Regions from separate parts of the Mus musculus genome. Here region 2 is linked to region 1. Evidence: chromatin loops called from intact Hi-C (ENCODE). Cell type or tissue: left cerebral cortex. All regions are shown on one strand. Each heading gives the region's core, and the rest is flanking DNA. Links, peaks and the distances in the headings are about the cores only. Region 1 has its middle 18 kb from the start of Rimbp2. Region 2 overlaps Rimbp2 (RIMS binding protein 2).

Region 1 (15,027 bases), core at 2,416-10,415:
GAAGAGGGCGCCAGATCTCATTATGGGTGGTTGTGAGCCACCATGTGGTTGCTGGTATTTGAACTCAGGACCTTCAGAAGAGCAGTCAGTGTTCTTACCCTCTGAGCCATCTCTTCAGCCCTAGACTTTCCTTTATAGCTGAAAATCCCATTCTGTATGTATTATGTATGTATGTATGTATGTATGTATGTGTGTATGTATGTGTGTGTATGTGTGTATGATGTATGTATGTATGATGTATGTATGTATGATATGTGTATGTATGATGTATGTATGTATGTATGTATGTATGTATGATGTGTGTATGTATGAACTCCTCCCCAGGCTCACTCAGAGCTTCTAAGTATTATGGGAGACTTCCCTATTCTATTTTTAAAGTCTAGCTGGGCAGTGGTGGTGCACACTTTTAATCCCAGTACTCGGGAGGCAGAGACATGCAGGATCTCTATGAATTCAAGACCAACTTGATCTACACAGTGAGTTCCAGGACAGCCAGGGCTACACACAGAGAAACCCTGTCTCAAAAACCAAAACCAAAACCAAAACCAAAACCAAAACCAAAACCAAAACCAAAACCAAAACCAAAACCAAAACCAAAACCAAAACCAAAACCAAAATGAGAGAGAGAGAGAGAGAGAGAGAGAGAGAGAGACTCAGAGAGGCAGAGATAGAGACAGAAGGAAAGAGAGACAGATAAACAGAGACAGAGAGAGAGAGAGACTCAGACAGAGAGAGGGAGAGGGAGAGAGAGAGAGTAAGGGAAGGAGGAAGGAAGGAAGGAAGGAAGGAAGGAAGGATAAAAGCCCAGGCCAGTGCTTCATTCTTACTGCTGATCAAACAGACCCCTTTACCCATTGATGTACCTCATGGGTATCCATTGTCTGGCTCTCATATATATATGATATATATGAATACATATATATATATGATCATATATTAATATAACTCATATACTATACATGTATATGAATATATGTATCACCCATTTTCCTTACCCAGTCCTCTGTTGATGGATACTATGACCATTACTACAGTGAACATGGACATGCCCGTGTCTGTGATGTGCTGACTTGAGGGTCCTTTGGGAAAATAGAGAGTGTTGTCCCTGGGCCACACAGTAGGTCTGTTTTCAGTTTTCATCTTATCATCATGTTGGGGACCTTTGAACTCCCCCTCATTATATATAAAACATATAATGGATGTTGAATGTCTTTGCTTTCTGTTGCTGGGGTCAAACACTGACCAAAAGCAACTTGGGGGATTTTATCTTACCTTACAGTTTAGAGTCCCTCATCTAGGGAAGCCAAGGAAAGGAGCTTAACGTAGAATCCATAGACCATCTCTGCTTTCTGCCCTGCTTGAGGGCTGTCAGCTAACCTTTCTTACCCGATGCAGACTCCACCTGCCTAGGGATGATATTGCCCACAGTGGGCTGGGCCCTCCCACATCAATTAGTAATCAAGGAAAATGTCCCACCCACACAGCTACAGGCTAACCTGTTGGAAGCATCCCTCTTCCTGGATGTGCCAAGTTGACAAAAGCAAGAATAGCCGTCACAATGAGCTATCTTGCCATTTGAAGCCGTTTCCGAAACTGCATTGGTCTTTCTCCGTGCAGGAGCTGGGAATGTGTGCTGTCTCCCTGGATAGTGGGTGGGTCTACAGGCAAACTGCGCCTTACCTCTCTGCCCTGTGTCCCTGTTTCTGGTCATTTGCTCTCACAGCCTGCAGGTCATCCTGAGGGCAGCAGAGGGCGCCTGCTCACAGCATGCCAGTCCAGACCTTGGGCCAGCTGTGGAATGTGGTTTCTTGTACTCCTTGGCATTAGGATCCGTGCCAATCAAATCCTGTTTTCCCTGTGACCTGTGTGACCCATTAAGAGCTGCTTATTGTTGCTTCTGAAGACTCCTTCCAACTGCAGGCCTCAGAGCCAGAACACAAATGACCCACAAACAATGACCACCTGGGGGACTTGGCTCCCTCAAGACCCCCTGCTGTGAATACTTTTGTCCATAGGGGCCATGGGCCCCTGTGAGGGACCTCAGGGTGGCAGGGTCAGACTATGGGAACCCACGGGGGACCTCGGGGGGTGGGGTGGGGGAGGGAGTTCTATCTGATCAATAGCAGAATGAAGCACGGGCCCAAGCTTTAATAATAGAGTGGGGGAGTCTCCCACAGTGCTTAACGGCTCCAACTGAAGAGTGACTATATTGGTGACCCCAAGGAAATGGCCCAACAACACTGTGAGCAATGAGCCACTTTGGCTCTGGTTGGACAGTTTTGTTTTTTAAATTGAGGTGTCAAGGGGTCCCAGCTGTTGTGTGTTTTGGGGGGTTTTATTTATTATGTGTCTGCGCATACGCATAATGCATGCCATTACAAAGGTGGAGAGGTCAGAGGGAATCAGTTTCTCCTTCCAGTCAGGCCATTAGGCTTGGCAGCAAGCACCTTTAACCTGCTGAGCCATCTCACCAGCCCAAGGCTGGAATGGTTTTGCTTTCAAGGCTTTTCATTCTGTTTTTGCATTTTGAGGCTGGCTCTTGCTATGGAGCCAAGGCTAGCCACTAGCTTGAAATCCTCTAGCCTCAGCCTCTAAGTGTTTGGAATTTCAGGCCTGAGGCCCCTGACCCTGGCTCTCTGGGACATTTGATTTCCTAAGAGTGAATTAATTGGTGCTTGCTTGCAGCACAGCCTTGGTACTCGGTGGGAATCAGCAACTGACTTGATGAGATTAAGACTGGCCGTGTGTGTGTGTGTGTGTGTGTGTGTCTGTCTGTCTGTCTGTCTGTCTGTCTGTCTGTCTCTTCTGGAGGATGGTTCAGGTTGAGTCTTGGTGGTGTGACTAGAGACAAGAAGAGCCATTTCCCCTCCTGTCACACAGGGAAGGTGAGCCAGGGGCTGCCCTTAGTTCAGTGTGCAGAGGGCAGTGTGCAGAGGGCAGTGTGCAGAGGGCAGTGTGCAGAGGGCAGGGTGCAGAGGGCAGGGTGCAGAGGGCAGTGTGCAGAGGGCAGTGTGCAGAGGGCAGGGTGCAGAGGGCAGGGTGCAGAGGGCAGGGTGCAGAGGGCAGTGTGCAGAGGGCAGTGTGCAGAGGGCAGGGTGCAGAGGGCAGTGTGCAGAGGGCAGTGTGCAGAGGGCAGGGTGATGCTGGGCTTGGGTGACTTGGGAGCACTTAGCTTTTGCATTTTTAAAAGCGTGTGCACACCTGCACGCACACGCCTGTCCTGGTGCCTAAGGAGGCCGGAAGAGGGCGTCCCCTGGAGCTGGAGTGACAGCTGGTTGTGAGTCACCTGACAATGAGTGCCGGGGACTTACCTCTGAGCCTGTGATGTGCTGCTCTTAACCATGGAACCATCTCTCCAGCCCCCAGACTTGTGGTCGATGAGATGGACCATTGGCTTTGAGCTGCTAACCCTTAGGCGCGGGTAGGCTGTGGGGAATGCTCTGCTCCATGTATGCATGGTACCACTGAAGGCTGAACACTGTGGCCAGAGAGGCCTGGCCAGGACAGAAGTCGATGAAGACACTGCCCCGCCCCCACACTCCCAGAATTGCTTTGGTCTCCTGGAAGATGCCAAGCTGAAGAGATCGTCATCATGTAGTAACAATCGAAAATCTGTCAAGGGCAACAGATCACAAGGAAAAAAACAAATATTGATGTGGTTAGGGTGGGAAATGAAACTGTGGCTAAAAACAATTATTTTTTGTTTTGTCTTTTGAGATAAGATCTTGCTCTGTACCTCAGGCTGGCCTCAAAATCTCAGCAATCCTTCTGCCTCAGCCTTCTGAGTATTGGGATTAAGAGCAGCGTGCCACCACATCTGACCAATGATATTTTTAATTAACTGATATATTTGTAATACTTCGAGTTGACACAGCATAATTGCATATGGTGTTCAGTGTGTCCATAGTGTGAAGTGGTCACACCAAGGTAATACATGACCGCATCCTTAAATATCTGTCACTGCTTTGTGTAGGGAACTTTGAGCCCCTCTCTTCTGGATCATTCCTGAATGGCTAGCTGTTGCTATGAGGTGTTCTCTGTGCTCTGGGTCACCTTTCTGACGACATGGGACACCACACTCACTATCTCTCCTCTACTTCTCCCTGCCACAGCGGCCTGACTGTACTCTTTTCTTTTTCCTTTGTGCGACTGACATATTTTACCTCCTATATATGCAAATATGTGATGCCCGTCTTTCTGTGGAGGGCTGATGTCTTGTAACGCAACATCCCCCAGCCATGGCCCTGCTGCTGATTTTCATGGCAATTTCCAAACTGAAAAGAAAAAGAAAGGTGCACAGTGGATGTGCACTCTAGGATTCTGCATTTAGTGTTGACATCTGTTTTACCTTGTGCTCATCCATCTCTCCTGGTACCTACATGGCCATCTTCCTTCTTTCCTTCCTTCCTCCCTCCCTCTCTTCCTCTCTTCCCCATTCATTTACTCATTCATTCATCTTAATTCTAAAATGCTGTGCACCAAGTGTTGCCAGCTCACACCAGCCCCCTGACATCTTTCCCATCAGATCGTCATCATGGCGCTGTCATGGGAACCAATACAGCTCACAGATCAACACTGTCAACTCAAGAGTGCCACCGTGCCCTGTCCACTAGAGAACATGGCAGAAGAACGTGTTTAGTGTATTGCCAAGGGACATGGGAACAGCGGGGATGGTGCCACCCTGCCTGTGAGTGTAGCCCACCATAGCCCTTTCTGCACCCTAACTCAGTCCAGGCATGGACACTCTTCTCACACCCTGTGTACTGAGAAACAGCCATGGTAGGCTGAGGTGACTCTCGCCAAGCCCTGCTGGCATGTGGCCATATGGGGTGTGTGCAGTGGCAGGTGGCAAGCCCCAACATTTGGGCCCCAACAGGGCTATACATCAGAATACCATCTCAGCTGGGCAATGGTGGCACACGCCTTTAATCCCAGCACTCGGGAGGCAGAGGCAGGCAGATTTCTGAGTTGGAGGCCAGCCTGGTCTACAGTGTGAATTCCAGGACAGCCAGGGCTACACAGAGAAACCCTGACTTGGAAAACCAAAAACCAAAACCAAAATACCATCTCCTTCCTTCCTTCCTTCCTTCCTTCCTTCCTTCCTTCCTTCCTTCCTTCCTTCCTTCCTTCCCTCCCTCCCTCCCTCCCTCCCTCCTTTCCTCCCTCCCTCCCTTCTTTCTCTCTCTCTCTTTCTTGCTTGCTTGCTTGCTTGCCTTTGTTTCTGATCCAGGGTTTCATGCAATCTTCTCCCTCCCTCCCTCCCTCCCTCCCTCCCTCCCTCCCTCCCTCCCTGCCTCCCTCCCTCCTTTCCTCCCTCCCTCCCTTCTTTCTCTCTCTTTCTTGCTTGCTTGCTTGCCTTTGTTTCTGATCCAGGGTTTCATGCAATCTTCTCCCTCCCTCCCTCCCTCCCTCCCTCCCTCCCTCCCTCCCTCCCTCCCTCCCTTCTTCCCTCCCTCCCTCCCTCCCTTCTTTCTCTCTCTTTCTTGCTTGCTTGCTTCCTTGCTTGCTTGCCTTTGTTTCTGATCCAGGGTTTCATGCAATCTTCTAACTTGCTATGTAGCCAAGGGTGACCTTGAACTTGTGATCCTCCTGCCTCTACCTCCCCAGTGCAGGGATGACAAGTGTGCCGCATCGTGCCTGGTTTATTCAGTGCGGGAATCAACCCCAGGACTTTGTGTATGCCCTGTAAGCGCTCTACCAACCCAGTGGTAAGGCAACCCTAGAGACGCCATTTCTAACATGCCAAGCAGGCAGCGCCTCCCACACCTCTGCAGTTGGCAGGAGTAGGAAGGAGCCACTTCTCATGGCTGGACAGACAGACAGACAGACCCAGAAGGCAGTGTGCAGCCTGGGTTGTCGGCTCTAGACCTCTGCCCCTGGGTACAAGCAGCATCCAGGGACGACCACAGGTAAAGTACCACACAGCAGAAGATGAGAGTCACATAGGTCCAGAATGTTCCAGGTGTTTCAAATGTCACTACTTACAACAAGAACAGTTGATGTTACAGGAAAGGTTTTTTTGTTTTTTTTGTTTTTTTGTTTTTTTGTTTTGTTTTGTTTTTCCAGCACAACAAATCAATTGCAAGATAGAGTTTAGGAAAACAAGAAAAAAAATATCAATGACCTTCCCCCAGTGCAGAAAACACAACAGATGTGATCTTATACAGTTGCGTAATAGACAGAGGGCTCAAAACCCCAGCTGTGGTCCCTCAGGAAGGGGGCACAAGGACAGAGCTTGCCTTCTGCCTCAGGAGTTGGAGTGGCTCTCCCTTCATGGCCACAATGAGTATGGGAGAGATCACCCTGGGCAGGTGGGTGGCTCAACAGACAACGGCACTTAAAAAAAAAAAAAAAAACTAAACTAAAAAATAAGCTCTCACTTGGTAGCCCCAGCTGACCTTGAATTTGAAATATAGACCAGGCTGGCCTTGAACTCAGAGAGCAACCCCTGCCTTTGCCTACCTACTGCTGGGATTAAAGGCGTTTGCCACCGTACTTGGCCTTAACAGCTTTTCTTGTTGCCAAGCCTGGTGTCCGGAGTGCGCGTGCACGCGCACACACACACACACACACACACACACACGCACGCACGCACACACACACACACGCACACACCACCACCACCATCACCACCACCAACAACAAAATAAATGTAATTAAAAAGAAAGACCTTGCTCGTCCTCTTGTCTTCACTTTTTGTCTTATTTTGAGTTCGGCGAAGGAGCCTCTAGGTGGCACCAGAGAGCAGTGGATTTTTCTGGGTGAGCCAGCCAGTTCCGGGACTACTCACAGTGGATGGCTGGGGCGCTTGTGGGGCGCCTGTGAGAGACTGACAAATCACTGCTGAGGGTTGAAGGTTCACTTTGAGTCTGAAAGAGTACCCAGAGCCAGGATGACGACCATTCCCTAAAGAGTCATTATCGGGTCACACACGGCTGCTGCTTCTCATGCTAAGCCCCTGGAGCCACGCTTTGAGCCTTTTCTCTCTCTTATCCCGGCTGCAGTCAAAATGGTTTTGGATTGGGTACTTCTTTGATGCCGTATAAGGACCCCCAGGCAAGGTTTCTTGGTCCACATCAATGTTTTCAGCTCTGGAGAGCCCCACCTTAGTGACTCTCTGAGTGTATTTCTTACTGAGCTCCTGCAGGCCTGCTACATACAGGACAGGATGGAAAGCCACAGCAGGTGAGTTGGCGCGAGCTGCCGACCACACCCGGGACAGGCAGAGGGCGCAATGCAGCCTTCTCTAACCAATGTCGTGGGAACGATCTATATATAGTGTATCAGTGACTGGACAGAAGCGAGAAGTGTACAGTTTGAGGAAGGAATACAGTCATGTGCACAGCCGAGGACCCTACCCAGGTCCAGTTATGCCTGGATCAGGGTCTAGGGTTGATCCATTTTATTATTATTGCTATTAGATCCAAACCTGCTCCTTGGCGACCCAAACAAGACATGTTTGCTCTTGGGATATCTGTCGAAGAACCCAAGTTTGTGTGTCCTAAAGTGAAGAAATGGACGGTGGACATGGGCTTAGTGTGGTGGTTTGAAAATGCTTGGTTCAGGGAGTGGCACTATTTGGAGGAGTGGCCTTGTTGGAGGAAGTGTGTCACTGTGAGAGTGGCCTTTGAGATCCTTCTAGCTGCCTGAAAGACAGTCCTCTTCTGGCTGCCTTTGGATCAAGATGTAGAACTCTCAACACTTCTGCCTGGATGCTGTCTTGTTTCCTGCCATGATAATAATGGACTGACCCTCTGAACCTGTAAGTCAGCCCCAATTAAATGTTGTTCTTAGAAGAGTTGCCTTGGAGCCGGGCGTGGTGGCGCATACTTTTAATCCCAGCACTCGGGAGGCAGAGGCAGGCAGATTTCTGAGTTCGAGGCCAGCCTGGTCTACAGAATGAGTTCCAGGACAGCCGGGGCTACACAGAGAAACCCTGTCTCGAAAAAAACAAAAAACAAAACAAAAGCAAAAATAAAAAAAGAGTTGCCTTGTTCATGGTGTCTCTTCACAGCAGTAAAACCCAAACTAAGACACTTAGTGATACAAATAATGGGCTAGTGATGGAGGGAAAAGTCCCCAAAGTGCCAGGCTTCACTCTCAGGTCATGTGGTGCTTTATAAGACATTTTCACAGTGCTGGTCCCCTCATGTCTCAAGGTTTTGTTCTGTTTCTACTTAGATTAAGTTGAGGTAGGTAAAGGTTTCCACTGTTTCCCTGCTGACTGGTTCATTTGTTAATCTTTAAAATTTTGTTTTGTTTTGTTTTGTTTTGTTTTTTCAAGACAGGGTTTCTCTGTATAGCCCTGGCTGTCCTGGAACTCACTTTGTAGACCAGGCTGGCCTCGAACTCAGAAATCCACCTGCCTCTGCCTCCCAAGTGCTGGGATTAAAGGTGTGCGCCACCATGCCCGGCTAAAATTTTTATTTTTAATTAGTTAATTAATTTATTTATTTTGATATTTTGAGATAGGATTTCTCTGTGTAGCCCTGGCTGTCCTAGAACTTGCTCTGTAAACCAGGCTACCCTTGAGCTCAGAGATCTTCCTGCCCCTGCCTCATAAATGCTGGGATTAAAAACAAGTGCCACTACCATCTGCTAGACTGATTTCTTTCATTTTCTGTGTATGAGTGTTTTTCCTGCACATATGCTGTTCACTACGTGCGGGTCTTGTGCCCGAGGAGGTTAGAAGAAGATATCAGATCCCCTGAAACTGGAGTTACAGATGGTTGTGAGTCCTCACATAGGTGCTGGGAATTGAACTGAGTCTTCTGCAAGAGCAACAAGTATTTTTACATGCCAAGCCTTTTGTTAACTTTTAATCTCTATTGATCTTATTTTATACATATATATGTGCACAACTGTGTGTGTGTGTGTGTGTGTGTGTGTGTGTGTGTGTGTGTGTGTATGCAGTACCTGAGGAGGCCAGAAGAGGGCACCAGATCTCCTGGAACTGGAGTTACCGTGTGGGTGCTGGGGAGCAAACCTGGTCCTTTGCAAGAGCAGCTAATGCTCTTTACACTGAGCTACCTTTCCCGGCCCTCTCCTATGTCAATGCTGCTATCTGAGGTCTATGCTCTCCTGCCACCACAAGAGCTCCACCATGAGACGTGGGGAAGTTCCAATTCCCTGGGGTCAAGCATCTCAACATCTGAGGCAAAGGGAGGGGCACAGCGAGTCTGCATCTTCATTAAGGCCAGGGGAATGTCTGGAAGAAGTTCTAAGCCCATATGTTGTTGTAGATGTAAGCTAAGATAGAAAAGGGGGGAAAAACCCAAACCAAAAACCCCAGAAAACTGCTGTGTGTGTTTAAAACGAGCTGCACAGGAGGATGACATACAGCCAGCAGCTACCTCAATAGAGCTTTAGTTTCCTCCAATGAAAGGAGGTGTGGCCAGGCGGTCATGGCACAAGCCTTTAATCCCAGCACTTCGGAGGCAGAGGCAGGTGGATTTTTGAGTTCGAGGCCAGCCTGGTCTACAAAGTGAGTTCCAGGACAGCCAGGGCTATACAGGAAAACCCTGTCCTAACAACAACAAACAACAACAACAACAACACCCCAAAACAAACAAAAAAAAACAAACAAACAAAAAAGGAAACGGGGGGAAAAAAGAAAGGAGGTGTGAATGCAGGCGTTTGCTGCCTGTGAGTTAGGCTTGAGTATGCCCGTGGTCGGCCACACCCACCACTTTTTTTAGCCTCTTAGTCACAGTTGCAATGTGGCTGCCAGAGGTCTCTGGCTCTCACATCTGTATTTAGGACAGGAAAATGAAGGATAGGGTTCACCTCACCCGCTCCTCCTTACAAGGGAAAGCAAAATCTAGCTGCCGTTTTCCCTGCTCACTGACTGACAGCGCTGCTTGAGTCCCATCAGAACCTGAGTGCATGGCTACCCTGGGGTAGCTGGTGTCCTGCTTGCAGGAGAAAGAGATGGCTGGTACTGGGCACTAGCCTAGTAAGCTTCCCTTAGTGTTAGGGAGCAGTGCCTCCTCCTCGGACAAGAGGATGATACTTTCCATGGGAGTGTAGGAAAAGCCACAGACGTCCTGCCCCCCCCCCCAACCCCCCAGCAGGTACCCTGGATTCCAGGCTGCTTGAAAGTGGGAACATTGGGGAGAGAGGAACCTGGTGCCCAGCCTAGGGGTTTGGGGTGAATTTCCTGAGCCAGAAGAGTGTGTGTTCTTCCAGCAATGACAGAAAGGAACACCCCGTCTTTAGGGTGGCTTGTGGATTTTGCACAGTGTTGGAAAAAGTCTTTCTGTTTTGATATAATTCAATATAAACAGACAAGAAGGGACTCACTGGATACTTAAGCCCTATTCCAGATTCACTGCTCACATGGTACCCCAATTTAATTAATTAATTAAATGTATATGAGTTTACTGTCGATGTCTTCAGACACACCAGAAGAGGGCATCGGATCCCATTCTAAATAGCTGTGAGCCACCATGTGGTCATCGGGATTTGAACTCAGGACCTCTGGAAGAGCAGTCAATGTTCTTAACAGCTGAGCTATCTCTCCAGCCCCCTCTCACCCCAAATTCTTTATACTTTCTTTGCTTTATATAAAAATGTCTACTGCCCGTAACCTGGTGGTGGTGTACACCTTTAATCCTGCCACTCCGGAGGCAGAGGCAGGAGGATCTGCCAGGGTGGTGGGGTAGCTCCAGGCTGTGTCCTCTCTGTAGCTAAAAAGTAGGGTTGCTTTTTAAAACAACATTCTCCTATCTTGACTCTAAGTTACTCTGAGACCGGAAGCTGCAGGCCTCTAGATCTACTGACTCTTGTTGCTAAGAGCTGGGTGATTAGGTAAAGGATTTATTGCATAGATCTTTGGCCAGGCAACCAGAAGCCCTTCACTGGCCTGACTGGTTAACTCTTTGTGAACCAAAGAGGAAAGAAAAAGAATTAAGATGTTATACAGTTAAATATTCACAGACACATATACAATCATACACACATTTACATTTTCATTCACAGTCTCATTTACACATTAACACACTCACATTTTTGTTGGGCCCAACCACTGGTCTCAGACCCTCCACAAGTATTCATGCATGCTTACATACATACACATATACCTATATACCATATATACACATACATACAGACAGACATATACATTTGGGTGGATGGATGCATGGATATGGGGCAAGAGCTCCCCAAACCAAACCATGCAACCAACAACTTTATATCTTTCCTCTGGCCTTTTTATACCTTCTTAGACAAAAAAAATTCTTAGAAAATTACCCCGGAGATAAAATGTTACATAAAATGGGAGTTTCAGAAGGATGTTAGTTGATGTTAAGTTCAAAGCAGTGCTTCATTTGAATATGGTCATTATAAGTTCAAAGCAACAGTTTTTACATGGCCTTGCTTTATCAGAGTGCACTCCTGTGACTTTGTTCTTGAACCTAAATGTTTTTCCTTGGACACAAATGTGTCCCAAGTCTATTTCTCTTTTTAGTGTAATTATGAAAATTCATTGTATTTCTTACTATGCATCCTTTACTTACTATACGAGGAATGGGCATATTCTATTCTTTTTTTAAATATTTATTTATTTATTATATGTAAGTACACTGCAGCTGTCTTCAAACACACCAGTCAGATCTCTTTAAGGATGGTTGTGAGCCACCATGTGGTTGCTGGGACTTAAACTCAGGACCTTCAGAAGAGCAGTCGGGTGCTCTTACCCGCTGAGCCATCTCACCAGCCCGGCATATTCTATTCTTGATTCCAACTTTATTACATCTTTCTAGCAAAGCAACTAAGACCAGCTCTTAAAACTTTTCCTAGAATTATTTGAATCAAATCAGGAATTCTGTAGACTCATCCATTCATCTAAACAGCATCAATTCATAACAGTTCATCTTTATGTTGATCTGCAGGAAATCTGATCAATAGGGTGGGTTAATGCCCAGGGATCATTATACTAATTTAATGATTACAGGAAAGGCATATCAGCTACAAGAAGCGATCCTGAAGTGAAGTCTCTTTGGAACCTTGCCGTCGAGATCATCCATCGCAGACCATGCAGAAATGGTGGGCCACCTCCAGGAATGCCACCTGCTAGCCTTACCCTATTCTAGATGGCTCCTGACAAGAGGTCTCTGAGTTCGAGGCCAATCTGGTCTGCAGAGCAAGGTCCAGAACAGCAAGGGCTACACAGAGAAGCCATGTTTTGAAAAACAAAAATAAAACAAACAAAAAAGTCCACCTCCCACCTATTTATATACTTATCATCTACTTATCACTCATCTGTCCATCACACTATCCATCTATCTGTCCATTACATTATCCATCTATCTGTCACCTACCTTCTACCTACCAACCATTTATCATCTATCCATCCATCATCTATTGTTGATGTATCTCTGATCCATCATCTTCATCTATCAGTCATCCAGCGGGTGTATATTACCTATTTAATTGCCTACCAATCATTTATCATCTGTTCCTATCAATCACCTACCACCCATATCTCTCTCATCGTCTATGCGTGAGTTTATCATCTGTCTACCTATCAATTATCTGTCATCTTGCGCTCTGTGTCTCTGTGACTCTGTTACCTGTCCAAGCTGTCTCTTATCTGTCCCATCTGGATCTGTCTATCCAGAGAGAGAAAGGAAGGTGGCAGAGCTGTGGAAGGAGGAAGCTCCAGGACTTTATCCTCAGTGCTTAGATTAGCCCCCTCCCCCAAAGAAGCCCCACCCCCACCCCACCCATGTGGCATGTGGAGGGTGTGGCTACAACTCAGCTCCTCCTAAGCTCTGAGGGTCTGCAGAGCAGGCACTATGACTTGGGTCGCAGGGCCAGTTCAGAGCAGACACGGCATCTGGAGCCATCCGTGGGCAGCACAGGGTCCCAGGAGCCTGGTCCCATGCTTCTGAGGCTAAGTCCCTGACAGTCACCAGAGTAGGGGAGTGCATGCTGGTACCATCTGGAAGGGCGAGCACAGCGTTGGCTGGGACAATCTGCTGTTTTATTTGATAAAAGACACAGTTGTAGAAGAGTCTACTGCAGGACTTCATGGAGACAACCGTCACCCATGGGGACGGCATCGGGTGGCATTGGTTAAGACTGGCCCTGACTCCTACTAGTGGTGGTCAGTACTTCTCCTGGAAGATGATAGGGAACTTGGGAATGGGAGAGACAAGAGATGGATGGACAGAGATAGGCCTCCAGATGACTCTCCGGTGTGACCTTCCTTCCTTTCCAAGCAACTTTGAAATTTATACATGTGTAGGCAAACACTATCCACATAAAATAATAAACTAAAAAGAGTTGAAGCAGAGGCCGGGCAGTGGTGGCGCACGCCTTTAATTCCAGTACTTGGGAGGCAGAGGCAGGCGGATTTCTGAGTTCGAGGCCAGCCTGGTCTACAGAGTGAGTTCCAGGACAGCTAGGGCTACGCAGAGAAACCCTGTCTCGAAATCTGCCTCCCGCCCCCGGCCCCCCCCCCCCCAAAAAAAAGAACTGAAGCAGATATTTCTCTTCTTTCTCTGTTTTGTTTCCCTTTGGTTTTTGTTTGTTTTGTTTTGTTTCAAGCTGGCTTTTAGTCTGAAGACCAAGCTGGGCTTAAACTAATGGTAATCCTACTTTAGCCTCCCAAGGGCTGGGATTGCAGCCCTGAGCTCCGGGTGCAGCCCTGAGCTCTGGGTGCCCAGCCTTTGAATGACTTTGTTTACATCCTGATGAGAGTTCTTGAACATGCCAGGTGAGGGCGCTATTGCTCAGTCACACCCCCAGCTTCACCAGGCTCCTGTCCTCAAGCATAACATTTAGGTGAATCCAGGTGAAGCGCCAGCCCATCCAGGCCCCCCTTGCCTCATATGAAGGGTGCACGGGGAGCCATCTGCAAGTGGAGATGCTTAGCCTTGCCCTCCTCAAGAGACTAGCCTTTGGGACTCTTAGATGGACACCAGCTTCTCTGCCTCAGCTCAGACTGTCACCTCATGTTGCTCACATCCAGCTGTCACGTGCAGCCTGCCACACCGTGATACCCACTCAGGGACTGTGTGAGGTGGGAGGTCTTAACTTTTTTTTTTTCTTTTAAATGAGTTGGTTTCATTCAAAGTGGTACAGAATTCAGAGTACAATGAGGATAGGACAGCAGGCTCTGGCGGGATTCCAGACTGGGTTCACTTTAGATTCACAGCCTAGGTAGGAATTGCTGAACAATAGAGGCATGGAGCCATTGCTCTATTTACTTTATTCATTTTTTTGTTTGTTTGTTTGTTTTTTAAAAAGTTTATTACAGTGTACAACCAACAGGCTCCAGGATAACACTTCATTCTAGTTATCAGGTGGCAAAGATGTTATGACAGGCAATCCAGATGTTTGACAGGTTACAGAATAACACTTCATTCTAGCTGTAGTGGCAAAGATGTTGGGGCAGGGAATCCAGATGTGTAAATAGGAATGGAAGAGGAGGGTCACCATCACCTCAGATGTGAGGAACAGCTTGCTTTTTTCCCCCCCCAGATTTTGTAATTGCACCTGTAGCCAGGGGTCTTCCCCTTGGCTTAGCTCCCTGAGTTTCTTTTGTTCCTCCTTTCGTTTCTGCGTGAAAGCCGTATCTTCCTCGTCCATCCCCTCCGCCTGCTTCTTGGGCTGTTTCGGGGCTTCTTTTTGCCACCCTCATGGCCTGACATGGTGACTCCAGCCCCTTCATCTTACCACTTCTACAGGTCCAGCCTGAAGCAGTCAGGATCCACACTGGTTGTAGCCTCTGTAGGGTACAGTTCAGACACCTGTTTTCTCCAGTGATGCCTTCTGTTTCTGCTTTACCTGATGTTCATAGGGTTTATGCCAGCGGCTCTCAACCTTGCTAAAGCTGTGACCTTTTATGTTGTGGTGACCCCCCCCCAACCATGACATTATTCTCATTGTTACTTTGTAACTGTAACTTTGCCTCTGTTATAAAATGTAATATAAATATTTTTGGAGACAGGGGTTTGCCAATGGGGTTGGCACCCACAGGACGGTTTATGTAGATGGGGCTCTATGTAGTCAGCCTTGGTA
Region 2 (15,027 bases), core at 2,347-10,346, 160 kb after region 1:
GGCCTGGGGTCAACTCTCATCATGGCATACATGTGCTGTGACGGCACGTGCTCATTAACCCAACACGTGGGAGAAAGAAGGAGGAAAATTGCAATTTTGCCTTTGGCCATGTGGTGAATTCGAGGCCAGCTTGAGCTACACAAACCTTGTCTCAAAGAAAACAAAAACAAAAACAAAAACAAAAACAAAAACAAAAACAAAAAAACAAGAGAGAATGAAACTGAAGAATACTTGGAGCCACTAATGGGCCCAGCTTGGTTGGACACCCAGCCTGGTGAGGTAGGAGCCTGTGCTCGCTTTTTGCTATAACCTCAGATACCCCGAGCCTCAGTTCATCCATCTTTGGTAGGGAGCATCATATTCTTACCAGTGAGTGATGGCATTTATCCTCCAAACAGAAAACCCAGTGGGAAAGTTTGTCTGCCTAGATTATTACTGCAGTAGGACTTTGGATGTGCTTAGGACCAGGACCTTAACCAGCCACCACAGGCACAGCTGAATTCCCAGATGCCACCATACTTTGTTTCTCTCTGCCTTCCCCTGGGCCAGCTTGGCCTTTGGTTTTCTGTAGCCTTTCCCCTCGTGGTGGTAAGATGGCTGCAGTTGCACCAACTTCTCCTCTCAAGTCCAAAAGGAAAGAGGCCTCCCATTCCCCCAGGGTCTCCCAGCACAGGCTCCCAGCTGGGATTGGGCTCTGTGGTCATTAGATAAACTAATGGGAGAGAGAGTCTGAGATTGTATTTATCTCTTCAGTAGAAAAAAAAAAATCCAGGCGCTGCTCTTTGGTGAGGGGGCCATTAAGACAAATATAACATGGACTGTCACTATGCCAGGGTGTCAGGAGGAGTGGGGACAAATGTGATTGTGTTTTAATTTTTTGTATGAATCGTCCTTTGCCAGGCAGGGGCAGTTTCATGTGAAATTTCCTCAGTAAAGCTAGTAACATGTTTTCTGTGCGGTGTGACTTTAATTATGGGGGAAGGGGGCAGGCCCCTGCTGTGGGCTGGAGGTGTAAGACCCCTCGCACCAGGGCACCTCCTTCAGGCCAGGGTGATCCAAGGAGGACTTGAAACTTATGCAGGGTGGTGCCACATCTCCCAGGCAGGAGGATGGACTAGAAGAGAGTGCTCTTCAGGCTTAGCATGGAGAGCCCGGCTTCTCTGGTCGGTCGGAACACACCGGGTCCCTTCTCAGCTGCAGTGGCAGAGCTGTGAGCCTCGTGCTTAGCTGCCCAACGAGATGCTACCCCAGCCCATTCAAGCTGTCCTCACAGGCACATGCTCTCTCCTGGGCACCATTACCATGTAAGAGTCCGATCTTTCTCTGCCTGACTCCCCGCAGATCGTCAGATTCAGCCAAATCAATCGTCGCCACCTGGTGCAGCTCAGAGGAAGACCTGCAGCGTTTACCCTCTCCTGGGAAATCAGGACCACATAGCACACTCTGGTCTTGCTGATTCTGGCCCGGAGTTCCTCTTTCCCTGCCTAAATGCTTTCTTTTCTTTCTCCACCACCACCAGGCTCAGGTTGAAGCTAAGAAAGAGCATGAAGGTGCTGTGCAGCTGTTAGAGGTGAGCACAGGTGGGCGGGCGGGCGGGGCTGGGTCGGCAGAAAGTAAATGGTCCCTGCCGCCTGTCAGAAACTGGATGTGGCCCCAGCACGCCGCCACTCACATTATCCTTGCAAGCAAGCTGTCTCCTAGGCACTGTTACCACTTCTGTCCTTCCCACTGAGGAGACAGCACCGAGCACGGAATCAGCTTTTCCTCAACCTCACAGCCTGGGTCAGAGGTGGGCTTTGGCTAGCTGTTCTCATCGAGCCACAAGGCGGCGCTTTTCCTACACTTAATGTTGGGTTGTTCCTAGGGATGCCATCCTCTAAGGGGTGGCATAGGGGGACAGTGCCGAAGCTTTGCGCTCCTGCTGGGGAGACACTTGCAGGATCGGAGAAGGGGGGGGGTCTCAAACAGCAGTTCCCAACCTTCCTAAATGCTGGAACCCTTTAATCAGTTCTTCACATTGTGGCGAGCACCGCCCACCCCCACCCCCCCACCCCCGCCCAGCCCCTGCAATCATACAATTGTTTTTGTTGCTATTTCATAACTGTAATTTTGCTACTATTATAAATCATAATGTAAATATCTCGTATGCAGGGTATCTGATATATGGCCCCCAAAGAGGTCACAACCCTCAGGTTGGAAACCACTGGTCTAGGAGCCAAAGTGGTTAATGCTGTACCAGCCACTGATGGGATCTTTGTCCCTGTGGAAGTGGCCATCTGAGCCACATGTAGATCTTCCTGAATGGTCCCGAGGATCTGGAAGCAAAACAGCCACCAGGTCCCATCATCTGGGGTGGCACACAGAGTGCCTGCTCCTGGTCTGTGACTTTGGTCCTGGGTGGGTCTTCTTAGAGAATGGTAGATAGGTAGAGGGATGGTGAGAACTCGGTGTCCTTGGGGGGTCCTTGCCAGTCATTCCTCATGCAGAGTGAGTAGTTAGCCAGCGGTCACGCTGTGAGGCAGGCAGTAGTGAACTGGACAGACTGTGTAGCTCCCCAGGCTACCTGCTGCCAGGGAAGGTAGGATTTCCATGGAATCGTAAAATGACCCTTTCCCCAGGGGAGGAGCTGCTACTGCTGAAAACAGAGTGTGTGCACATCTTATGCCACCCCTTGGAATCTATAGCTCCCCCAGGAAAGGTTCTGTGGTCACTATCCCATGAGCTGATCTTGATCGTTGGAAATTTCCCATTAGTTAGATCAAGAGGGATATGTGTGTCGGATGCCAGAAAAACGCAGGTCTTGGGAGAATGGAACGGGCCACCTCCAGATGGACATCTATCTTCCTGGGGGACAGTTTAGTCTCACCTCCCCTGGCAGGAAAGAGTCCCTTTCTTTAGCTGCCCTGAAATGTACAGACTTGGTTGCCTGTGTCACTCCAGTCTCCTGCTGAGTTATCACTGCAGCTGGTAGCCTGTGTTTTGAGCTTACGCCTGCTAACATCTACGACACAACATGCCTTTGTTCAGAAGCTGGGGTGGGCCATTTATTTGGCCATGGGCTGTCCTGAGCACTGTCTACTTCATTTACACCATCTCTCTGTAATTGTCTCGTCTGGCTCGCCACCCAGAACACCCTGGACTGCATGCAGGTATTCAGTGTGGCTTGTCCTCTCGAACATGTGCTCTGTGGTACTTTCCCTAGGCGGGCAGCTCTGAGCCCTGGGTCTGCTCATCCTCCTCCTCTCTCCCTTCTATGGAGCACCTTGAGGGTCTAACACTACAAAGGGACCTGGTGTGGGTGTGGACCAGGACTCCGCAGCCTGGTGCCAGCAGAGGAGTGGGCATAGGAATACGAAAACGCTTTCTTGGAGTGCTGAGCTGACCCTGTGCACACATCTCCCTGCCGCTGGCCAGTGGTATGAATTCAGATGACCATGGGCGAGAGGCTGGGACTGCTATTCCTTGGGGTTGGTTTGTGGTTGGGAGGGACTGGCAGTATGCCTAGAATTCCATTATGGGTCATCAGAATTCATTCTGGCTCCTCCTATCCATCCCGAGCCAACAGCAAGCTCCTTCCATAGGGGAGAGCCACTCTGCTTTCTTTCCAATTGTCCCCCAGTGTGGCCCCTGGCTCAGACCAGACACTGGTACTGAAGTCAGAGAGGGGTAGCTTCCCTACCTGCCAGATGAGGGGCTTTCAATGCTAGACTGATCATCATGGCATCTCTGGGAGCTTGTCACAAGTCTCGATCCCCAGGCCCAGGAAGAGCACAGATGGACCTCTGCCTTATGCAGCCTTGCAGGGTCCCACGAGGATGGGGCTGAGCCACACGTAGGAGGTGGCGTCAAGCTAGTTGATGGGAATGAGGGACACTTGAAGTCTTGACCAACGCATAATTGATAAGCCCAGGCCCCGCAGCCCAGCCTGGATCCCATCTTAGCACTGTGGAGAGACAGGGACCAAGTCCCTCACGCTAGTTGTCAGGACCCCCTCTAAGGGTGGGTATCTTCAGAGTATATCAGGCACCCTAGATGTCGCCTGGGTGACCATCTTTAGGCAGCCTGCAGCCCTGAAGTATGAGCAGTGTGGCTGCATTGGAGGCTATGTACTGTTAACACTGAAGCCCTTTGCATACCCACCAGCTCTGTAGATATTTGCAGAACTGATTCCCAGAGGGTGCAGGGGGATGGGGTGGGGAGATTGCCATGCAGGACACCTGAGAGAATGCCAGGTTCAGGAGTGATCGTTCCCATCATTCAGGCGGGGACCCCGAGAGCAAGAAGAGGCAGGGTCCCCAACACACAGACAACTGCGTTCCTCTCCTCACAGTAGGTGAAGTTGGGGTCAGCTGTCTTGCTGAGTTACAAGGGAGCTCTAGGGAATGCTGGCCCTTAGTTCATTTGCTCCTGGCAGGAAGGACAAGTGTGCGTGGTGGCATCGCCTCTCTGGCACTGAGAAATGTCATACATAGCTCATAGCCAGAATGATGTATAGGAAAGAACACAGTGTTTGTGGGCAGTGTCAGGGTGAGAGCAAGGGGTCTGGGCCCTGAGGATGGGGTCATTTCCACAGAGATCTGTTTCTATGGCAACAATGATAGATGAATGAGACTCCACGTGCTTGTAGGTAACTCTGCAGGTGATCTCTGCATGTCCCATTGTCTTTAATTGGAGAAATGTCCTTTACCTTCAAAGCTACCTTAGCTTGGACACTAGCCCAGCATGCAGCCCCACACCTCGGAGGAGGAAAGTCAGAGAAACGCCTGTGGAGGAGGCAGGAAAGCCGGCAGTCACGTCTTGGGATATTTGCCTCTGGCTTTTAAATGCTCCGCTTGCATTTGCAAGCTGCTGCACTTATTCCAATTATAGAACGCTTTGCCATCTGCCACCACCACGGTCCTGGTCACAGCACAGACCCCTCCATCCCCCGCCTGCAGGTGGTGCTTCTCTGAGAGGCTTGGGCTGGCCCATCAGGGAAGAGTGGGTGGGTGTGTCCGTGAAGCTGAGGGAACACACAGAGGCAAGGTTCCCATCATGCAACGGAGAGAGACTCCACAATGCTCCAGATAAACTGAGATAAACACCACGGTGTTGAAGCAGTAGCCGGGAGCAGCACAGGCCTCTGCAGTTCCTTTCAGAGTGCCCCAGGAAGTGGGTGACATACAAGCTATCAGAGCTAACCAGTGAGTGGCCCAGACATGCATTGGCTGCAGCCAGGGAAGGCTGGGGGCTATGTGCACATAGCCTCCTGAGGAGCGATCAACAGGGACACATGGGGACTTGAGGCTTCTGTGGGCTCTTCCTCTTTACGGCTGGAAACTCCTGAGGCCCAAGTTGGCATCCTGCCTTTTCAAAGCAGAGAGAGCAGCCGAAGGCTTGGGAAAGAAAGATAGTGTTCATCAGGGTGGCCTGGCACAACACTTGGATTCTCTGTCTCCTCTGACCTAGAAAACCAGGCCCTTCCACTCCATTTCAGTTCACTGAGGCTCACCCCCAAAGCCAGGCCCACTGTAGCGCCCCTAGTGGACGCACTTTGCAAAGCAAACAATTACCTACACAGCAGGGACATTGGTCTGCTGGCTGCAGTTGGTTCTACCCAGAAGCCCCTGCTCTCTTGAACACACGCATCTCCACCGTCAGGTCCCTGCATGCTTACCAGAGGGAAAGCTGCAAGTCAAACATACCCCAGGCAACTGGGTCTGCTAAACAGTGTCTAGACACAAAGACTGTTAAAAACTGTAGCCTTTGGGGCTAGAGAGATGGCTCAGTGCTTAAGAGCACTAAACTGCTCTTCCAGAGGTCCCGAGTTCAATTCCCAGCAACCACATGGTGGCTCATGACCATATGTCATGGGATCCTATGCCCTCTTCTGGTGTGTCTGAAGATAGCTGCAGTGTAATCACATAAAATAAATATTTAAAAGAAAAATTATCCTAGCCATGGCTACCGTCTCCAGGACAGCAAGCTGTCATTACCCTGTGCCTTGTTCATTCACGTATGGGACAGTGCTCGAATACGTGAGCCAACTCTGTGTTTAAATACCTTAATTATTTTATTTTATGTTGTATAGGTGTTTTGTGAGGTTGTATACCATGTGCCTGCAATGCCCACAGAGGCCAGAAGAGGGCGCTGGACTGATTGGAACTCAAGTTACAAACAGTTGTGTGTTTCTGCGTGGGTGCTGGGAATTGAACCCAGGCTGTCTGGAACAGCAGCCAATGTTTGTAACCACTGAGCCATTTCTCCAGCCCCACCTTTAAACACTTTGAATTTCAGTAACCAATACCATCTTTTTGCACTCCTTGTGCTTAGGAAAAAGTATGGCTATAAGGCTAGCATACAACAGGTCCACGTGTCTCTGGGGCCTCTGGACTGGCTGCTGGCGCCCTCTAGAGGCCAAACTGGGCCATGAGTACCCATAGAGCTAGAGGAATGGGCCAGACCCGATGTCTGAGCTGGTGATGCTCTCTGAATGCAGAGCCCCAGTCAATGCTCCCTGACCATCCCTAGCTTTGGAAGAGTGAAACACTACTTATTCATCTCTGAGGGCATAGCTTCTCTCTATCCGTATACCATCTGTATCAACCTTTTTATTCAGTAATAACTTTGGACTCATTAGAGCTTTAAAAAGCAGCAGGGACACTTTTTATAAGCTCCACCCCTCCCAGGTACCCCGGCCAAAGTATTTTGCCCCATCAGAGCAAGTCCAGGACCTGAGGCTGGAACGGTGCCAATCAGCCAAGCTACAGCTGGCCTCGGACCTCACCACCCACTTGGCTCTCTTCTCATAGTATAGTTCTAGAGTCCCATTGCTGTTGCAGACCTGCATGGTTACAATCCAATGTCTTGCATCTTCTGCCACCAGAGGACACCTACTCATGTTGCCCCTGAATAGTCACACCCTCCCGCAACCTGACGAGCACTGAACTGTTCCCGAATGCATAGCATTGAAATTTTGTGGTGTGGATGGAGAGTCCTCCTGCCTTTCGTTCCTTGGGTCTGGTTATATGCGTAGGATGCTTAAGAGGTGCTTTTTGGAGTGTCAGAGGATACAGGTGCTATCTCCTGCTCACCCTCGTACCCAGGAACCCCACTGGCCTCTGTGGGTACTCATGGCCCAGTTTGGTTACTCAGATGATCTGATGGCTTTCCCCTCATGGGGACATTTGATGCCACTCCCTCTGATGACCCTACCCTCATGTAGGATTCTTGGATGCGTTAAGTAGGAGTGGAGCCGCTAGGGCCCACGGATCCTGAAGTCATCATCCCACACATGGATTCTGCCCTTGGAATCACACTTGTCCTCACAGATCTCCCCAAAGCTCTCCAGGGCCCACCTGTGCCACAGAGCCCAGAGGTTCGGTCCCTTGCCGTCCTCTGAGGCGACTGCTATCTTAAGCCAACCCCATTCAGCTTTTTAAAAAGAGGAACCCTGCTGATTTTTTTTTAATGAATTGAAGAAATTAATTATAGGCTTGGGATCCGTTGTGGTTATTTTTGGAAACCCGTGATCGCAGACATAAATAGCACCCGGTTCTGGATGAAAGAGCTGAGAGACTTAATGCTTATGGCACAAGGAAGAGGGAGAGGAGGGAGAGGAGGAGGAGGGGGAAGGAGGGGAGGATAAAGAGGTGGGGAAAGAGGTAAAGGAGGAGGAAGAAGAAAGGATGCGGAAACTCTGCAAGAGCGGGGAGAGGATGTAGATTAGAAAGAAAAGAGATAAAGAAAGAGGAGCAAGAGGAGGAGGAGGAGGAGGAGGAGGAACCATGTCCACTCCTGAGCCATGGATCAAGCCAGGTAGCAGACTGACTCAGCCATTTCCCCCCTACATTCCCACATGCCTGCAATAAAACAAGAATCTATTGAGCACCAGCTAGATACCTATGTTTGTATCAAATTCTTCTGAGAGCAGCAGGAAGCACACAGATTAAACCCTCTGTACGAGCCACACAGCACTCAGGAACAGCCTACCACACCTGTGCCCAAGGAGGGAGCTTGCTGGCTGCCCTTTTCTTCCATGTGTTTGCCTGCCTGAAAGGTTCTTGTCTTTCCCTAGGCGTCATGGTGGTGTTAGCTAATGACAGTGGCGTTTCTAACCCAGTACCACGTAGATACTCCCTGGTGTGGCTGCCAGCTGTGTTCTTCAGGGGTCTTCAGGCCCATGGGATGGACACCCACTGAGATGGCATGGCATGATGGGTTGGTAGCTGGGCTGCTCCCAAGTCAGAACTGTTTCAGCCGTACGCTCCAAATACCAAACAGTCATGCCAACCACAAAGTGCCCAGGCTGCACACAGAGCCTGGAACAATCCACACTTGGCTGGGAGTTGAGCGATGGCAAGATTTCTTGGCACATGTGGCTCCTCATGGTGGCCAACAGCCAGGCTGCCTGTGAGGCTGGGCTCCCAGACGCTGCTGTTCTGTGGAGGTGGAAGCAGACCCTGCCACACACAAGCGCACAGCCTATCATATGCACGCACACTCACATTCTTAAAAGGCACACATGCCCTGAGCACATCTGCACCACTGACTATCCCTTCGTTGATCGCTGTTCTGCCTCTGCTGTGCAGTCCAAGGTCCGAGAGCTGGAAGAGAAATGCCGTGTGCAGAGTGAGCAGTTTAACTTGTTGTCCCGGGACCTGGAAAAGTTCCGGCAACACACTGGGAGTATTGACCTGCTGGGCAGCAGCTCAGTGGCCCTGCTGGATGTTCCCTTGGCCCCTGGCAAGCCTTTCCCTCAGTACATGAATGGACTAGCCACCTCCATCCACAAAGGTAAGTGATGGGTGCTCCCAACGGTTCTGGGAGGGTGCCTGTGGCTGAGAGTATAAGGACCTACTGCAGCAGGACTGTGGACAACCCAGGTTGCTCATTCGTAGAGTGGTTTGGATACTCCCATTCTCCCTGTGTTGGGGGAAGCATGTTTGTGTGGGTAAAGATGCACATGCAGGTGTGAGTACATGCATGTAGAGAGCAGAGGTCAACCTCTGGTGGTGTTCCCCAGGAACCATCCACCTTGCTTTTGTAAGTCAGGTATCTCATTGGTCTGGGGTTTGCTGATTAGCCTAGATGAGTATGAATGAACTCTAGGGATCTGATGGTCTCCGTGGCCCCAGGGGTGTGCTGGGATTATGGGGTATGTTGCCATGTCTAGCTTCTTGCATGGGTGCTGGAGACAGAAGTGAATTCCTCATTCAGGTTTAGCAAACACTATCAATTAAGCTATCCTCGAGCCCCTCCCTCCAGATTAAAGGCTCATACTTGTAATCCAGCATTTGAGAGACTGATGCCAGAGAATTTCAGCTACTTCCGGAACAGCCTTGGCTATATTGCAAGACCCTGTCTTAAAAACAAAACCCCAAATTGTTGACTTCTTTTAATTAAGAGAGCTGAATGCCAGACTTCCTTTTGTAGCTGTATTAAGATAATTTCCAATCTCTCCTGGTCCTTATCAAAATGGAGAAGTGCTTCTGGTGCTATTATTATTATCATTGTTGTTGTTATAAAACTAGGCAATGCTTGTTGTTCTGTGTCATCATCAATGGGGTTCTTCCCCTCAGCCTCTCAGCTTTGAACCTTTCCTTCTAACTCTTGCATTGCAGAGACTGACAAACAACATCAGTAGCTGTTGCTATGAGAAACAAGATGGATGGGATGGGACAGCCCACACCCCTCTCTTTGTTTACTGAGCCTTGTGCACCCAGGAGGTGTCTGGGTGCCAAGGCTGTGAAGTCTGTTAAATGACAGGGTCCCATGGGAAGCCCTGCTCAGATGCAAGATGTCAGATAGGCTATAAGGTGGCCTCCAGCCCACACGGATGCGTGTAGGTGGATGGTGAGCTAGAATGAGGCTGGCACATGGATAGCTGGGCTCAGTACCAACTGGAGAACATATTCAAACTGTGAAAGGCACAAACCAGCTTCTCCCTCCCCACTCCATAAATGTACTGGGATCCTAGCTGCAAGGGAGTCAGGCAGATCATGCCCCCAGCATGGCAAGATCCTAGGAGGTCATCTGAGGCAGAGCTGAAGGTTTCTTGTGGGGACCAATCACATGGCCACCTCTACCTGGCACGTGTCTAGTCCTGACTCAGAAGGAATGCAAGTGGTTGGCACCAGCCACAGGTGTGCTCATGAGGCCCCTCCCTTTCTGAGACTTTATAGACATTTCATGGCTGCTGTGTGAGAGGCTTATGATAGCCCCTGCCCCATAATGTTTCAGTAGGTAGTTAAGTATTGCTGGGAGAGACATTTTCTTCTGTGGTGTAGCTGTTTGCAAGTGCTCCCTACTCTTCTAATTAGCTCTATTTAAACTTGTTGGCTCATCAGGACAGTCCCTTAAAGATGTGTTCATGTGCCCCGGGACCCAGAGCATAGGCTTCCTGACTGTGTTTGGGAAGAGTATAGTGTGATTAACTGTGGGTGTAGAATTGCATGGCAGGATCTAAACCTATTCACCTGGAAGCCCAGGACTTCCCACTAATGCTTCAACATCTTCCTACTCTCTTGCCCAGCTGGTCAGCCTTTACTTCTCTCTGCTGTGACATCATCAGAGTCCACATGTGACTGGGCCAGTTTGGTCTGCATCTTCTGATGCCTGGATTATCTTATTTTATATAAGGCACTCCAGGTTTTTCCATGCTAATGGGAGTGGTAAAATTTTCCTCTTGGACAGGTTGCCACTTTTTAATTTAATTTAATTAAAAATTTTAATTTATTTATTTTTGGTCAAAGTGATTACGAACTTTAACATTGATATGATCAGAGAAACAGTTATCATGCGGGGGGGGGGGGGGAGAACTACAGTGTAGCCTGGGTACAGCTTCACTCAGGTACCCTTGATGATGTCACAGAAAGTCCAGACTCTGACTCTCTGTATTATAGTGCCCGGCTCTGTGGGTACACTCCTCCTGGTATCAGGCTGTGTGTGTGGGGTATCAATAGGCCTCACAGCCCCTCAATTTCAAGCCAACAGAAGGGAAGACCCCTGCACTTAGGACACACTGACCCTTTCTGAATGGACCTTCTTGTGTCTCAGATCACAGGTCACCACCAGGCCCTCAGTACAGCCAGCCTGTATGCTGCCCACAGTGAGACCAGCCTGAGGCAATTAGTATGTGGGTGGGTGGCCTGCCTCCTTCCCTCATCCATTCCCCTGTTCCCATCCAGGTCACGAGGGCCCCACTGGACACTACTCTGTGATTGGTGACTATATTCCGCTGTCTGGGGACAAGCTGGAGTCTCCGTGTGTGAAGCCCTCCTTCCTCTTGCGATCCAGCAGCCCAAGATGCAGATTTGAGTCCGAGGTGAGTCCTACCTAGTCAGCTCTAGGCTGTATCTGGGAGGCACCTATGGCCCTGCCTCCTCCTTTTGCCCACTCACCTTGGCCCCTCCATTGTTCCTATCGATTTTCCACATCCATCCTTAGTGACTCAGCAGGTGCCAGAAATCACTACTGTTTACAGGCAGAGGAGACTCGGGGTCTCAGCACTGTATCAGCATCCAGTCAGCCAGGTCCCGGGTGAGGGTTCTGAAGACAGCGGCAGAACAGGGTGTGTGGACTTGTAATGGCACAGGGAGGGGCTGTGAAACCAGGAGGGCTTCTCGGTGGTGTCACCGAACGTCTGAGACACCAGGAGCATGGTTGGCTGAGTGGAGCTGGGAGATTGGGGAGGAGGGGATAGATGTGGGCTTTGGTCCCTTGCGTGCTCCTAGGAAGGAGTGGCATGGCTTGGTTGGCACCATGAAGGGGAGCACTCTGCCTTCCACACAGAGAAGGGATAATAGGGGGAGCTTGCCTTCCTTGGGACACTGTTACTCAGTCCCCCTCTCAGCCCTCTGAGAAAAGACCACATGCCCCTGGGATTATTGCAGTAGGGAACTCTGGGCACAGCGTCCTTAAGCTCTGCAGACCCCGAGACAGCAGGGGAAAGTGTGAAATGAAGGCTCTCCTGGTGGCTCCTTTACTGTAGCTCTCCTTGGCTTCCTGAATGCCACTTGGAGATGGCGAATTCGGCCCTCCATAGCAAGAGCCCTCTGAAAGCAGAGGACATGGTCACCTCTGCCTTCCATAAGCTACTTGGCGGCATGGCATTCGGGTGTCTTAGTGGGGTGGGGGTGGGGGGCATCCAAGTCTCTGCCAATGTTTAGTGTAGGATTCCCAGCAGATGTCTGTGGAAGTGGATCCCACTTCATAAGCCTTTCACGGGCTGGGGGTGGGACACGGAGTCTTTAGTATCAGTCAATGGAAACCATGATCACTGCTCCACAGATGGACAATGACCGGAACTCTAACAACTCCAAGCAAAGCAGCTCGGGGAAGGTGCACCTGTGTGTGGCCCGCTACAGGTAGGAATGTGACGCCGCCCCCACCCCAACCCACACTGAGTGCTGGGGCAGAAGAAGCTGGTGAGAGGCACGGAATACACAGGCCTCCGAGCTTCTGTGAGTCAGGGTCTCAAACTGAGCACACAGGGGCTCACTTCCTCGCATCTCCAGATGTCAGCAGATGCACTGAGGAGTCCTGGCCATGCTCCAGGAAGACTCAAAGAGAGGGTGTTGGGGCCTTCTCAGGTTCTGGTGGCCCCAGTGCTCCTGGCTGTTGCTGTATCTCTCTAGGCTCTGTCTTTACCTTCCCATGGCCCCCTCTTCTGTGTGTGTTATTGTGTCTTTTGCATTCATGTCTACCCTGCCTAGTGAGATGTTTTCTCACTTGGGTGCCTCACTGTGAAGGAGGCCACATTCACAGAGACTTGTGACAAGTCTTTATGGGGGACACCATTCAACCCACAACAGGTGACAAAACAGAATGTCACAGGGGATATGCTCAGAGCCTCCATTCCCCCATCTTCTAAAATCTAGCAGAAATCCCAGGCATCATATTTTAGAAGTACTCAGTAGGGCATACAGTCGATCAAACAAATGCAGTTTCTAGAATTTCTTCTTTGTGAAAGTGTGCTAAGATGCATCATCAGGACATCTGATGGGACATGGCATACATTAGCCAGGAATTAGAAGCAGTGTCTATATTGTCCACATCTGACATTAGGAAACCAGTTTGATAAAGTGGTGATCAGCAGAATACTATACTTTAACTACAAAGATGTCTTAGTTAGGGTTTCATTGCTGTGAAGAGACATCATGACCAAGACAACTCTGATAAAGACATTTAATTGGGGCTGGTTTACAGTTGCAGAGGTTCAGTCCATTATCATGGCAGGAAGCATGGCAGCATGCAGGCAGACATGGTGCTGGAGCAGCCGAGAGTTCTACATCTTAATCCAAAAGCAGCCAGAAGAGACTCTTCCGCCCTAGGTAGAGCTTAAGCATAGGACCTCAAAGCCCACCCCCACAGTGACTCACTTCCTCCAACAAGGCCACACCTACTCCAACAAAGCCACACCCCTAATAGTGCCACTTCCTATGGGCCAAGCATATTCAAACCACCACAAAAGGCAATGGCAGACTTCATGAGGTAGAAATATAGTATGCTACATTGTAAGGCAAAAAAAAAAACAAAAAAACAAACAAACAAAAACAACAGTTAAGTAGTATGTCTAATGTGTTCTAACTTAGTGGGTTGATACATATTTAAAGGTAACAGAATTGGTCCAGAGAAATGGCTCAGCTGTCAAGAGCACACAATAGGCTTCCAGAGGACCCAGGTTCAATTCCAAGCACCTACATTAGGCAGCTCACAATTACTTGTAACTCCAGCTCAAGGGGATCCAGTGTCCTCTTCCACAGATACTGCATACACATGTGCACATATACATGCCCAGACACATACACAGAAAGAAAGAAATCATTAAAAATAAAAGCAACAACATTCATTTTCTTTGTACTAGCTCATTAGTTTGGAAATGTGAAGTTCAGGTGCAAGAGACACACAGGAACAAGCTGTCTGGACAAGATGGAAGACTCAAAGAGCTCTCAATGGCTTTAATTCCCTTTAACCTATTGGTGTGAGCTTGCCAGAGGAAGCTTGAGAGGAGGCACAGGATCTCGCTAGCACAAGCCGTGACACCATTAGTGATGTAATAGGTATGAGGAACCTGACAGATCTTGGCCAGGGCTACTGATGTACAAACTGTTTCTCCCTGCAGTTACAACCCCTTCGATGGGCCCAATGAGAACCCAGAAGCTGAGCTGCCTCTCACGGCGGGAAAGTACCTCTATGTCTATGGGGACATGGATGAAGATGGGTTCTATGAAGGTCTGTGGATGCGCTGCGGTTGGTGGGCACTGACTTGGTCCATGCAGAAGACCAGCTTGCCAGGGTCCTGGGAGATGCGCCAGCCTCCCACATGTTCTGGCTGCTTGCTTTCTGTTATGTCTCTCCCTGATTGCCTGGACAGTGGAGCTGGCTTTCTGAGTGTTAATGGCAGTAGGTGGCTGGCACTTGGGAGTCTTGGCAGAGCTGCTGGGCAGCTGTGTGCTGGCACTGATGGATGCTGTGTAGTCATCTCTCATTTTCCATGGGAAACAGGTTGACACTCAACCTCAAGGATTCTCCAGCCCCTTTTAAAACCATGGAGTGTTTGCACATAGCCTGGGTGTCTCCTCCTATGCACTGGGACTCCTTCCTAGGTGGCTTCTAACACACACACACACACATACACACACACACACACACACACACACACACACACACACACACCACACTGAAAACACCCTGTACATATTCTCTGTACATGTTCTATACAGACCAACATTAAAAAAAATCTTTTCTATCTTCTGAGGACAGGGTGCTGGTGGAAACTAAGGGCCACCATACTCCCCAAAGTGCCCACCCATGTCCTTTCTGCTGGAGTTATCATGTGACCTAAGTGTGATTTTCCTATCCACGGGGGCCTCAATATTTTTGTTGTCTCAGGGGGTCCAGCTTCATATCCCGATACCCCTCTCCCACTCCAGTCATCCCTAGAGTTTATAGAAAGGAACTAGGCTCTGTCCTCCCAGAAGGCTTTAGTTTTGTTGGCTTTTAGCCTATGACAGTGGTACTTGCGGTGCCCTGCTTCCCAAAGCA

What was found. A loop is a pair of places that touch in the nucleus more often than their neighbours do. Peaks named below come from ENCODE experiments on the same cell type or tissue, not always from the same donor. Only the 100,000 strongest peaks of a DNase experiment are listed, where the experiment ranks them.
Region 2: it touches region 1 in a loop (2.7-fold over the local background); 7 of 42 quality-filtered maps call a loop at or near these places.

What each region holds. Positions count from the first base shown.
Region 1 is chr5:128,963,247-128,978,273 of GRCm38, reverse strand. No RefSeq gene overlaps it. Among named protein-coding and RNA genes, the nearest start is that of Rimbp2, 18 kb to the right of the region's middle. In left cerebral cortex, for the core only: CTCF peaks have their summits at 6,737 (motif pointing right) and 10,391 (motif pointing right); a DNase peak (open chromatin) is centred at 6,743.
Region 2 is chr5:128,800,105-128,815,131 of GRCm38, reverse strand. Rimbp2 (RIMS binding protein 2) reads left to right here. Exons shown (of 21, transcript NM_001378900.1): 5 at 1,520-1,570; 6 at 8,571-8,775; 7 at 11,169-11,305; 8 at 12,271-12,347; 9 at 14,105-14,214. Among named protein-coding and RNA genes, the nearest start is that of Gm34057, 11 kb to the left of the region's middle. In left cerebral cortex, for the core only: CTCF peaks have their summits at 5,533, 6,187 and 6,388 (motif pointing left); DNase peaks (open chromatin) are centred at 6,388, 7,409, 8,359, 9,871 and 6 more places; H3K27ac peaks cover 5,492 bases.